2 separate regions of the Homo sapiens genome follow, and region 2 is linked to region 1. Evidence: chromatin contacts called from ENCODE Hi-C or POLR2A ChIA-PET data. All regions are on one chromosome and are shown on one strand. The core of a region is the stretch at or near the end of the contact, and the rest is flanking DNA. Distances in the headings are between cores, read along the strand shown. Region 1 overlaps PAX2 (paired box 2). Region 2 overlaps PDZD7 (PDZ domain containing 7).

The links. A loop is a pair of places that touch in the nucleus more often than their neighbours do. ChIA-PET counts read pairs that join two places held with the same protein, here RNA polymerase II (POLR2A). Pooled maps may share reads with other maps.
Region 2: a pooled map shows a loop between it and region 1 (4-fold over the local background). The contact joins two enhancer-like sites. A Hi-C loop is called at or near these places in 2 of 37 single-sample maps with no recorded cell type and 9 of 50 pooled maps. POLR2A ChIA-PET finds 5 or more read pairs at or near these places in 1 of 52 experiments (CD8-positive, alpha-beta memory T cell).

What each region holds. Positions count from the first base shown.
Region 1 is chr10:100,825,722-100,830,524 of GRCh38, reverse strand. It overlaps PAX2 (paired box 2), which reads right to left. Exons shown (of 10, transcript NM_000278.5): 9 at 3,430-3,516; 10 at 581-2,982. The coding sequence ends at 2,906. Among named protein-coding and RNA genes, the nearest start is that of PAX2, 83 kb to the right of the region's middle. Within about 2 kb of position 3,388, at least 3 of the 41 ENCODE cell types and tissues checked have a DNase peak (open chromatin) inside an H3K27ac peak, as active enhancers do.
Region 2 is chr10:101,012,366-101,017,529 of GRCh38, reverse strand. PDZD7 (PDZ domain containing 7) reads left to right here. Exons shown (of 17, transcript NM_001195263.2): 10 at 1,103-1,153; 11 at 1,719-1,894. Among named protein-coding and RNA genes, the nearest start is that of LZTS2, 15 kb to the right of the region's middle. RefSeq lists enhancers at 3,239-3,288, 4,257-4,386. Within about 2 kb of position 3,914, at least 22 of the 41 ENCODE cell types and tissues checked have a DNase peak (open chromatin) inside an H3K27ac peak, as active enhancers do.

The DNA.
Region 1 (4,803 bases), core at 2,139-4,638:
TGGAGGCGCGTGAAGTCCCATGAACCAGCTCCTAGGGCCTCTGCGGGGCATTCTTCGGGCCCAGAAGTAAACGCAGAGCGAGGAAACTTGCGGCAAGCGTCTGCGGTCTTCGCGTTTCATTGCAGACTTCGGGGATAAAATTGCTGCTGCGCCCACGCGCAACTGCACTGGATAGGGAACGGAGGGAGGAGATAGGACAGACGACCACCCCTCCACCCACGTGGAGAAGGCCTCAGACTTCGGGTTCTGAGAGCCAGCACCCTAAATCTGGGTGCGGGTGTACTGGTAGGACCACAGAGTTGGCCTAGTATAGGCGCCTAACTAGGAGTTATTCTGAAGTTTCGGAGAGTAAGAACTTCCTGTCCCCAGGGCCGGGGTGCGTGGGGGAGGGTGGCTACTAAAGGGCAGGCTAGTCTCGGCCTTCGCCGTGGTTCAGCTGCCGCCAAGGGGGTCTCGGCAAAGGAGTTGGAGGTGGCAGCGGGAGTGTAGTTGGGAGGATCATTGAAGGGGCTTTTGGGGATCGACCAATGGAGGGGAGGCCCATCTCAGAGACAGGGAGAGACAAACTTGGAGCCATGGGGAGTGACATACAAAATTTTATTCTTTATTTATTATTATTATTTATTTCTTATGTGCACAAAAGAAAAAGAATCAAAACGAACCGACGCACTGAAAGTGGCCGAGGAGACCAGAACCGTCCGGGGACATTTAGCAGGTTAGGCCTGGGCCTGGGTCCGGGGTCTCTGCCCGGCCAGCCCCACAGGACTGGGATGGGCCGGACCTCGGCGCCCTCGCCGCCCTCGCCGCCCCGTTCGGGCCACTGGAGCCTGGCTGGGCGCCGGGTTCCCTTAAACGATTCTCTTTTCTCTTTTTCCTTCTCAAATAAAAAGGGCTCGCAGGGGAGAGAGATCTGGGCGAGGACTCCAAGCCTTTTCGGATTTGTTCAAGGATTTTTATTTATTTTCACTTTATTGACTTTGTTTCTGTTATTTCGAGTCGTCACGATCCACGGGTGAGGAGACATGCAGGGCGCATCGCCACTACCGAAAGAGCAACTACGGGGCGGGACGGGGCGGCCCGGCCTTCGGCCGCCCGGGGCGCGCGGGGCACGCCCGCGAGGGGGCGAGCCCGGGGGCTGGAGCTGCCACCTCGGATCTAGCCTGCGGAGACAGGGCGGCCGGGCCAGGTCTGGGGAGAGAGGCCGAGGAAAGAGCAGAGACAGACAGACAAGAGCGACAGAGACGGAGAGAGACAGAGACAGAGGGGGAGAGAAGCGGAGAGGAGAGAGGGGCAGAGGGAGAGAGGGGCAGGGAGGAAAAAGCGAAAACACGGAATTACAGAGAAAGAGCCAACAAAACAGGCCAGAGGAGTCCACAGGACCATGTTCGTCATTTTGCATAGAGATTTCTTTTCTTTCGTAATTTTTTTTTGTAACATAAAAAATGCCCCCCTCCCCCAGGACGTGCTGTGCTTTAATGGGCGTGTAGCTGTGTCCCCCCCTTCCCCCCCAGCGAGCGGCGACTCTCACAGCACAGACAGCGGGGCGTATCTACAGGCAGGGCCGGCGGGCGACAGGGACTCTACGGGGCCGGGCGGGGCGGGGCGGAGGGGGAGGGGTTATGTACACCGGGTTTCGCCTTCACACGACACACACCGTCTTTCCACAAAGCAGCAGCCTGGTGGGCTTTTGTGTTGTTTTGTTCCTTTTTGCAAAGACCATCATATTAAATAAATGTAGACTTTTTGTGGTTCTGTTCAGTTCCTGCCGGAGGAGGAGGCTGGGAGGGGATGGGAGGAGTGGAGTGGGCAGCCCCCCACTTCCACCCCGCAGCAGCTCAGACGCCAGCTCAGAACCGGTTCTTACCACCGGCAGATTGAGAGTCTGTGTCGGGGGAGGGGGCATCAAGTAACTGCTGGAGGAAGACCCCAGTCCGCAGTCTATGGAAACTGGTCCTGCGGCGGTCCCGGGAGAGCGTCCGATGGGGCTGCGAGTCAGGGAGGAGGATGCAGGGCGTCAAGGGACAGGCGAAGGACTGGCAGGAGGGGAAACTGGGAGGCCAGCAGGTGGAAGAGACGCTGAGGTAGGGGCAAGGCAGGGCTGAGAGCCGGGTCTCGCAGCAGGAGGTGCCGGGCCCTGGGGAACTAGGCAGGCCAGGAGGAGCAGTGAAGAGCCGAGAGTCCGGCTCGATCGGTGCGGGCTGCTGGGCCCCCCGATCCTTGGGTCCCAACCTTGGAAAGACCTGACGCCCCCAAAGCCCGTTCCTAGAGCCGGACCCCCACACCCCCATTCCATCTTCTGGGACAGGGCACACCCGGAAGGCGAGGGCAGTCCGGCTGGCACTGGGGGAAAAGAATTTTTCCCAGGGATTCGGCAGCGGGCTCTTCCTCCTGCAGAAAGTCGTTTTCTTCTTAATCTCCTTGGCCCAGCCCCTCCAGCGAAGCCTCCTGGCGCCCGAGCGTCCGAGGCGGGTGCCCGGGGCTGGGCCGCGCTGCGGTCCGCGCTGATTGTGTGTCACAGAAACATCCGGCGCGCGCCAGCAGGTCGCGCCCGAGTCCGGCAGGGTGGCTGGCGGGCTTCGGGGCTGGCTTGGTGGAGGCCGGGACGAGCTGGGCCGAATCCCCCTCACGGCGCCGCGCAGTCCAGGCAGGCGGGGAGGGGCGGCAGGCGGGGCTGGGGGCGGCGGGCCCGGGCCTGAGGGTCCCGCCCACGGCTCCACCCGTCCTGTCCGACCTTCGAGGGGGGTGATGTGAAGGGTTGCGGGGGTCGTGGGATGGGGTGAGGCTGGGGCGGTGGCCGGGAGGCATCGCGTCGCGTCGGTCCTCCCTCCCTCCGGGGTGGGGTCAGACGGGGACGATGTGGAGGCCGAAGCTGTCGGCCTGAAGCTTGATGTGGTCCCCGCGGTAACTAGTGGCGGTCATAGGCAGCGGCAGCAGCGGCAGGGGCGGAGCCCCGGGGGGCGGCACTATAATAATAAGGGGAACCTGGAAGTTAACACAGGAGAAGAATGGGCTGGGTGAGAGGACAAACAGGAGAACAAAAAAGGAAAGAAAAGCACAGAAAAGACCTCCCCTGGCTGGGGTCCAGCGGGATCCGGACTGGGAGACCTTGGCTGGGCAGTGGAGCCAGTTGCCCCGGAGAATAGTTGCGTTCACGGGGCATGAGAGGGACCCGATCTGGTGACGCCCGGCTGCGCACCCTCCAGGGGATCCGAGGGCGAGGGCGGCGCAGAGCCTTCGAGCGACCAGGGAGGGCACGGGAGGGCAGGAGGTGCGGGCGTCCTCGAGGGGTCCCCGGGCCTCAGTGCTGCACTAACAAGCCTGTCCCCCTGGCCCGGCCGGGTCCCCAGAGGTCGGGTCGCCGGGAGTGGGACCGTGCCCAGAAGCCGCGCGGCCGCGCTGAGCCGCCGGCCAGCCAGGTGGCGTACTCACTTAGTAAGGCGGGGTTGCTGAATCTCCAAGCCTCGTTGTAGGCCGTGTACTGGGGGTGGCTGTACGGGTTGCCGGAGAACTCGCTCCCTGCGGGAGGGTCGGGGAGTGGGGATCAGACGCCTGCAAGCCAGGGCGGACCCCACGAGTCCGGCCGGTGGCTTCTCCGCCCGCTCCTCCCGCCGGGTCTCAGGCGCAGGTGTCGCGGGCAGGGTAATGGCCGTGGCGGGCGGGCCGGGCGGAGGTGGGGCGATCACCGCGTCCGCGTGGAGAGAGCCCGGGGAGGCGGGAGGCACCGACGCGCTCGCACACCCACGGGCGGGACCTGTGGGCCGGTGCCCGCCCAGGGCTTCCCAGCGGAGGCGCTCGCGGCCACCCACGAAGGGTTTGTATTGGGGCGCGTCCACCCTGTCGCGCTGGGGGCCAGGGCCTTTATAGATGCCACTCCGGTTCTAGGAGGCATGGCCCCTAATGGGTGGAAATGGGAGTGGGGGGCGGTGGCGAAGAAAGGCCTTCGGGACATTTTTCTCCCAGAAAGTCCTAAGAATGGCATCAATGTGCAGTGCCAACACAAGAGGTGGGAGCTCTTTTGGGAGACACCGCCCTCCCGCCTTTCCCTCAAGAGGTTGGATGCGTGGGCTACGCGGCAGGGGATGGAGGCGGCGCAGGTGGACTGCCCGCTGGTCCGCTAGCGGTGAGCGGAGGGCCCGTGGGTTGGGAGCCGTCGTCGGAAGCTACCTCCCTCCCTCTGCGGGAGAAAGGCCAGGCCTCCAGGTTTCCCCCTCGCCCTTTCTCCTGTGTGATGACCCCAGACTGTTTACAGTGATCCCTAACCGCGGGTTAAGTAGAGGAGAAGGGGCCCCTCTCTGAGAGGGAGCTGGGGTGGGGGTGGGGGATGCAGCCACTGGAAAGCCTGTTTATTGACGAGGAGGGAAAGCATGCGTGCAGCAGGATAATGAGCTTCTGAGCTCAACTGTGACCAAGAGGAACTGAGCTATCTCCTTCCCCATCGCTAATGAAACAAGTGTAATTTCCTCATCAGCACTAGATTCTGTTTAACGACTCCCCCCTCGACACCACGAGCTCTCTGCGGCTCCCCTCTTCCCCACCTCCCTGCAGACTCCCTGCCCCCACCTCCCCACTCTTCCCTCACCCCACCTCTTTAAAACCTCCTCCAGCCCCCACCTGCTCACTGCTGGGAGTTTCTCCCTAAAATCTCCTTGCCTCCCAACAAGGCTTCTACTTTCCTTCCCCTAAATCTGGGCAGGAATCCCTTTACCCACACCTCTAACTCCCTTCAGCCCCTAGTCCATAAGACCCAGCAGCAATCTCCCTCTTTGCCGCTGCCCCTACCCCAAGCTCTGCTTACCCAGGGTT
Region 2 (5,164 bases), core at 2,665-5,164, 190 kb before region 1:
GATTACAGCGTGATCTACCACACCTGGCCAATCCCAACTACTCTGGAAGCTGAAGCAGCAAGATCACTTGAGCCCAGGAGTTTAAGACCAGCCTGGGCAACATAGCAAGACCCTGTCTCTAAAGAAAAAAAAAAAGTAAAAGAAAAATAAAGCACGTCTTGGCTCAGCTGCTGATTTAAGCTGGGTCTAAACATCTGAGCAACATCATCAGACATCTGTCCCCCTCCATCTCTCCCATGAGTTGACTTCGCTATTGTGGGGCTTTGCCCACCTGGGGGTAAGATGACCTCTATTGCATAGCAACCCCAGGGGAAAGTGCTTCTCCTTAAATAGTTCCAGCTGAAGTCCCAGGGTAGGCTCTCCCTGGCCCAGCTGAGATCCTGTGCCATGCAGAATAAATCGCTGTGATGTGGGAGGGAAAGTGCTTTTGTTGGCCAGCCTGGGTCATGTACCCACCCTGGAGTACACGGGCTAAGAACAGAGTGGGGTGGGTCCCCAGGGGAAAATCAGGGTGCTGTTTTCAGAAGAGGGGGGTGGATGTCGGATCAACAAAACAACCAGAGGATGAGGAGCTGGACCCTGCTTTGCCCTGGGGTGGGATGTTCTGGGGTCTCAAGGTGATTGTACCATGGGAGAGACAATCCCTTCCAATTACGGCTGCCTGGCCCCTCTCCGTCAGTGCATCTCTCTTCCCACAGTTCCCAAGTCCCTGCCCTCTGCTGGTTCTCCTCCCACCTCTCTGGCCACTCCTCTATCTCCTTCCAAGGCTCCTCTTTTTCCCTCTGTCCCCTGAAGGTAGGTACTTCTCCAAGCTCTGTCCCTGAGGTTCTTCCCTCCATACATTTGCTTCCAAGTGAATTTGCATAAGCAGTGCTCAGACTGCACCCTGTTTTGATCCAAAACCGTCCTGACTCCCCATTGCCTATGAAGGAAGTCCATAGCCTGAGCATTGCCTTCAAGCCCCTCAGGGCCAGGCCTCTTGCCTCCCTATCCCACCTACTTCCAGTCTGAATTCTCCATTCCAGCTTGTCCTGAGCCCTCCTGAACCCCATTTTCAGACTGGGGGCCAAGGCCTGCAGCTGAGCCTCTTTCTTCTTCATAGCAGGGGGCGTGGGCCCGGTACAGAAGTTTGTCACCTGGAGACTGAGACGTGGTAATTCATGCATCCCTTTACCAAGGCCTAGTTTACAGTAGAGCGGCAGATGAGGGTGCATACTGGGGGCCAGCTGAGTGGCTCTGGACTAAATTCAGTCAGGGTCAAGCATGGGGGATCAGGCAGCTAGAATGGTATGTATTGGGGGCAGCTAAAAGAATTGGACTAAGCTGACTAGGAAAGATAGGGTGGCAGACAGATATTGGGATGCATTTTAGGAGCTTGTGTTGGGACTCCCAAAGATATATTTGGGGGTGATGAGGGAGCCTGTGCTGGGCCTCCACTGGGCAACAGACTACTATGACAGTGCATGTTCAGGGGGCCCTGGGGGCACTGGGCTAAGACCCCATTAAGAAACAGACTGGTATAGGGGTCCATGTTGGGGCTGAGGGCTGGGGTTTGTGCTGCATTGGTGGGCAGGTTGCTGTGGGCTACCATGGTGGGGAGCATATAGGCTAGGCTAGGATTCTGCCCCAGGTACCTGGGCTCTCAGCTGGCCAATTCTGGGGCCCAGCCCTGCTGAGGGAAGCCCCTCTCCCCTCCCCTGATGGTTCCTGCCCTGCAGACCAGGAGAGGGGCCGGGCCCTGCTGTCTGCCAGGTCTGGGAGTCCCTCCAGCCAGCTGCCTAATGTGGATGAGCAGGTTCAGGCCTGGGAGAGCCGGCGGCCCCTCATTCAGGACCTGGCCCAGAGGCTGCTGACTGATGACGAGGTGCTGGCTGTCACCCGCCACTGCTCCCGGGTAAGCCTTCATCCCATCCGCAGCCCTGGCACACGGTCCTTCAGTCACCCAGCCCATCATTCATTCAGGCCACTGTCCACTGACCAGTGTCTGGGCTTGACACCAGGAGGCTAGTGGTCAGTAAAATCAGAAGTCACTCCTGTCACACACACACACACACACACACACACATCTGCCAGCTCACAGGAAGAAGAGCTAGAAAATCACTAGAACCTAAACGCCCATGGTGATGAGTCACATGAAGAGCTGAAGAAAAAGAACATGAGACGGTAACCCAGGAGACACACATTAGATGGTGTGGGCTGGGAGGCCCTCCTAGAGGAGGTGATATTTAAGCTGAGAAGAGAAGGAGCGGACAGGTGCCACGTGGGGAAAGTGAGTCCCTGCAGTCGCCTGCCTCTGCCCTCTGCAAGCCTCCATCCTTCACTGCATGCCACCCTCTGCTCCTAGGTCAGCCAGTAAGCCTGGCTTCATGCCAGGTCCTCTCCCCTGTTGCCCAAGTAAGTAATCCTTTGCCTCCCCCAACACCTAAACTGTCGTTCTCTGTTCTCTTCCACTTCAAAAAGAACCAGAGCGCCCCAGGGTGGAGAGAGAGTCAGATTTGAAGGAGTCTCTGGGGCCCACCTGTTGGGGAGGCTGTGGGGCACAGGTCACTCACTCCAGGACTGGCAGGTCCTCTCCTGTCCCTGTCTCAGGAAGGCCTGTGTGTGTACACTGGGCTCTTTGTGAGGAGTCTGCACACTGTGTGTGAGGGCGAGCTGGGGGGTCTTGAAAAATTGTTTGTGGATTCCCTCACCCTTCATCTTACTCAAAGTGGGGCTGTGTTGTATGTCTGTGTGGTGTGTGCACTGGCGTGTCTGTGGGGTACCTGGTTTGTACTGATATGACTGCATGATTGTGTGTGTGTGTGTGCATGTGAGCAAGCACGTGTCTGGCTAGCGTGTGTGTGTGTGTGTGTGTGTGTCCATGCATTGTCACCTGGAGACTGAGACATGGTCATTTATGCATCCTGTTATCAAGGCCCGGTTTGCAGCAGAGCTGCAGATAGGGGTGTGTGCTGGGGGAAGCTAAGGGGCTTTGGGCTAAACTCAGAAAGTGTCACCCTTAGCTCCCAGCGCTAAGTAGGGCAGCGTGTACCAGCCTCCAGTGGGCCGGCAATGCAGGCTTTGGCCACGAGGTGGGGCTCTGGGTCTGTCTCTTTGGAGGCTCCTTTTCCCTCATCCCTCCCTTCTCCTCTGCCCAAACCTCCCACTTGTGCCCCCATACCACCTGCCGAGCTCAACCACCACCCAAACCTGACCCAAGCCCCCCACACCAAGAGATCAGACCCTCTGCGATGGAGCCCTGGCTGGAGTGATGAGTAAAGTTCTCCTAGTGACTGGGGCATGTAGCCCTGAACTCCAGGCTTCCCTTCTCTCCCCATGTGAGCCATCTCTCTACAGCTGCCAGACCAGGAATCAGAAACCCCTGTCTGGTTGGCCAGGCACGGTGGCTCACGCCTGTAATCCCAGCACTTTGGGTGGCCGAGGTGAGCGGATCACCTGTAGTCAGGAGTTCGAGACCAGCCTGTCCAACATGGTGAAACCCCATCTCTACTAAAAATACAAAAAAAAAAAAAAATAGCTGGGCATGGTGGTGGGCGCCTGTAATCCCAGCTACTCGGTAGGCTGAGGCAGGAGAATCGCTTGAACCCTGGAGGTGGAGGTTGCAGTGAGCCAAGATCGTGCCATTGCACTCCAACCTGAGAACAAGAGCGAAAATCCATCTCAAAAAAAAAAAAAAAAGAAAGAAAAGAAACCCCTGTCTGATCGCTGTACACTCCCCAGGCCACCTGGTGACCCATTGTCTTTGGCAGAGGTGACCCATTGTCTTTGGCTCTCACATTCGAGGTCCTCCCAGATTCAACTCCCTAACCCACCAACCTCCACTTTCCCACGGCCGCCGCATAGGTTTATACAGGTTACAACCTGCACAACCTCAGAGACGCTACTCATATAGTCACAGCCTGTGCAGCAGCCCTGCAGGGAGGCTCTTCATGGACCCCATGGCCACGTTTAAACCACTATCTACTCGTTTTTCCACACCACCTTTGCAACACTTTCTTCCCAACTTTTGTGCTGTTCCCTACGTCTATCTTCTAAGAGTCAGTCAAAATACCACCACCTCCATGAAGCCCACTGGGATCTTCCCACCTTCCTCTGAGACTCCCTGTGCCCCATTGCCCATGGTTTGTAGTTCACCAGGGTATGTGACTCATCTTCCCCTCGCTCCCACTAGACCCAGTTCCTGAAGATCTGAGACAGGATCATTGTGCCCCTGCTGGCCAGTACAGGGCCTGGCACTTAGTAGGTACCGAATCCAAGTCCATGGACTTAAAGCGTGTGCACATATGAGGCTGGTTCTGCACCACATGTGTCTCTCCAGACAAAAGGGAATGTATTATTGATATGTGTATGTGTGAGTCGCTGTAACTGTGTGTGGTTTGGGGCCACACACATCATTTGTATTGTATTTATTTCCAGATATTTATGAATGACTCACTCTGACCACCAAGGCATGCTCTGTCTCTGTGCCTGTGCCCATAGAAAGTGTTCTATGCGTGCGTGTCCCTGACTCAGTCTCCCTCTTGCCACGAGGGGGCGATGTGCTGTCCAAATGGGATGGCTCCCAGTGTTCAGGTCTTCAGAGTCAGTGGGGTGTGGCTGGTGGCATCCGGGCAGTGCCAGGCAGAAGGGGCTCCACCCCGCCCCCCTCCAAGGGAACTGATTGGAGAGGCCCTTCCCCAAGGCTCCTATTCTAGCCCCGAACAAAGCCTAATTTGTAGGTCTGTGTGCAGACATATGCTGGGACAGCCAGGCACACAGCCTAGAGTTTGGCTCAAATTCCTTCCTTCTGCCTGGGATGTGGGGGTGGGGAGGAGAGTCCACTCCCTGCACATCCTTTTCCGGCACCAGAGCAGGCAAGAGTTAGACTTCCCGGGTTCCAGTCCCTCTTCACACTTCCTTATCTGTGTGGCTTTGAGTGAAGTCCTTCTCTCTGAGCCTGTTTCCGCATCTGTAAAACGGGAATAATTAATGCCATTTCTCAGGGTGGTTGCTGAGAGACAGTATGTAAAAGGCTTAGAAAAGTGTCTGTCCCAAAGCTGTTATCGATGCTGTTGCCATTTATTGCAGGTCTGTTATTACTGCAGGCTTCCACCCTGTCACCAAGATCAGACCACCCTGTGGCAGCTGGGGGTGGAGTGAACCTTTCCCAAGGCACGCAGGGCTG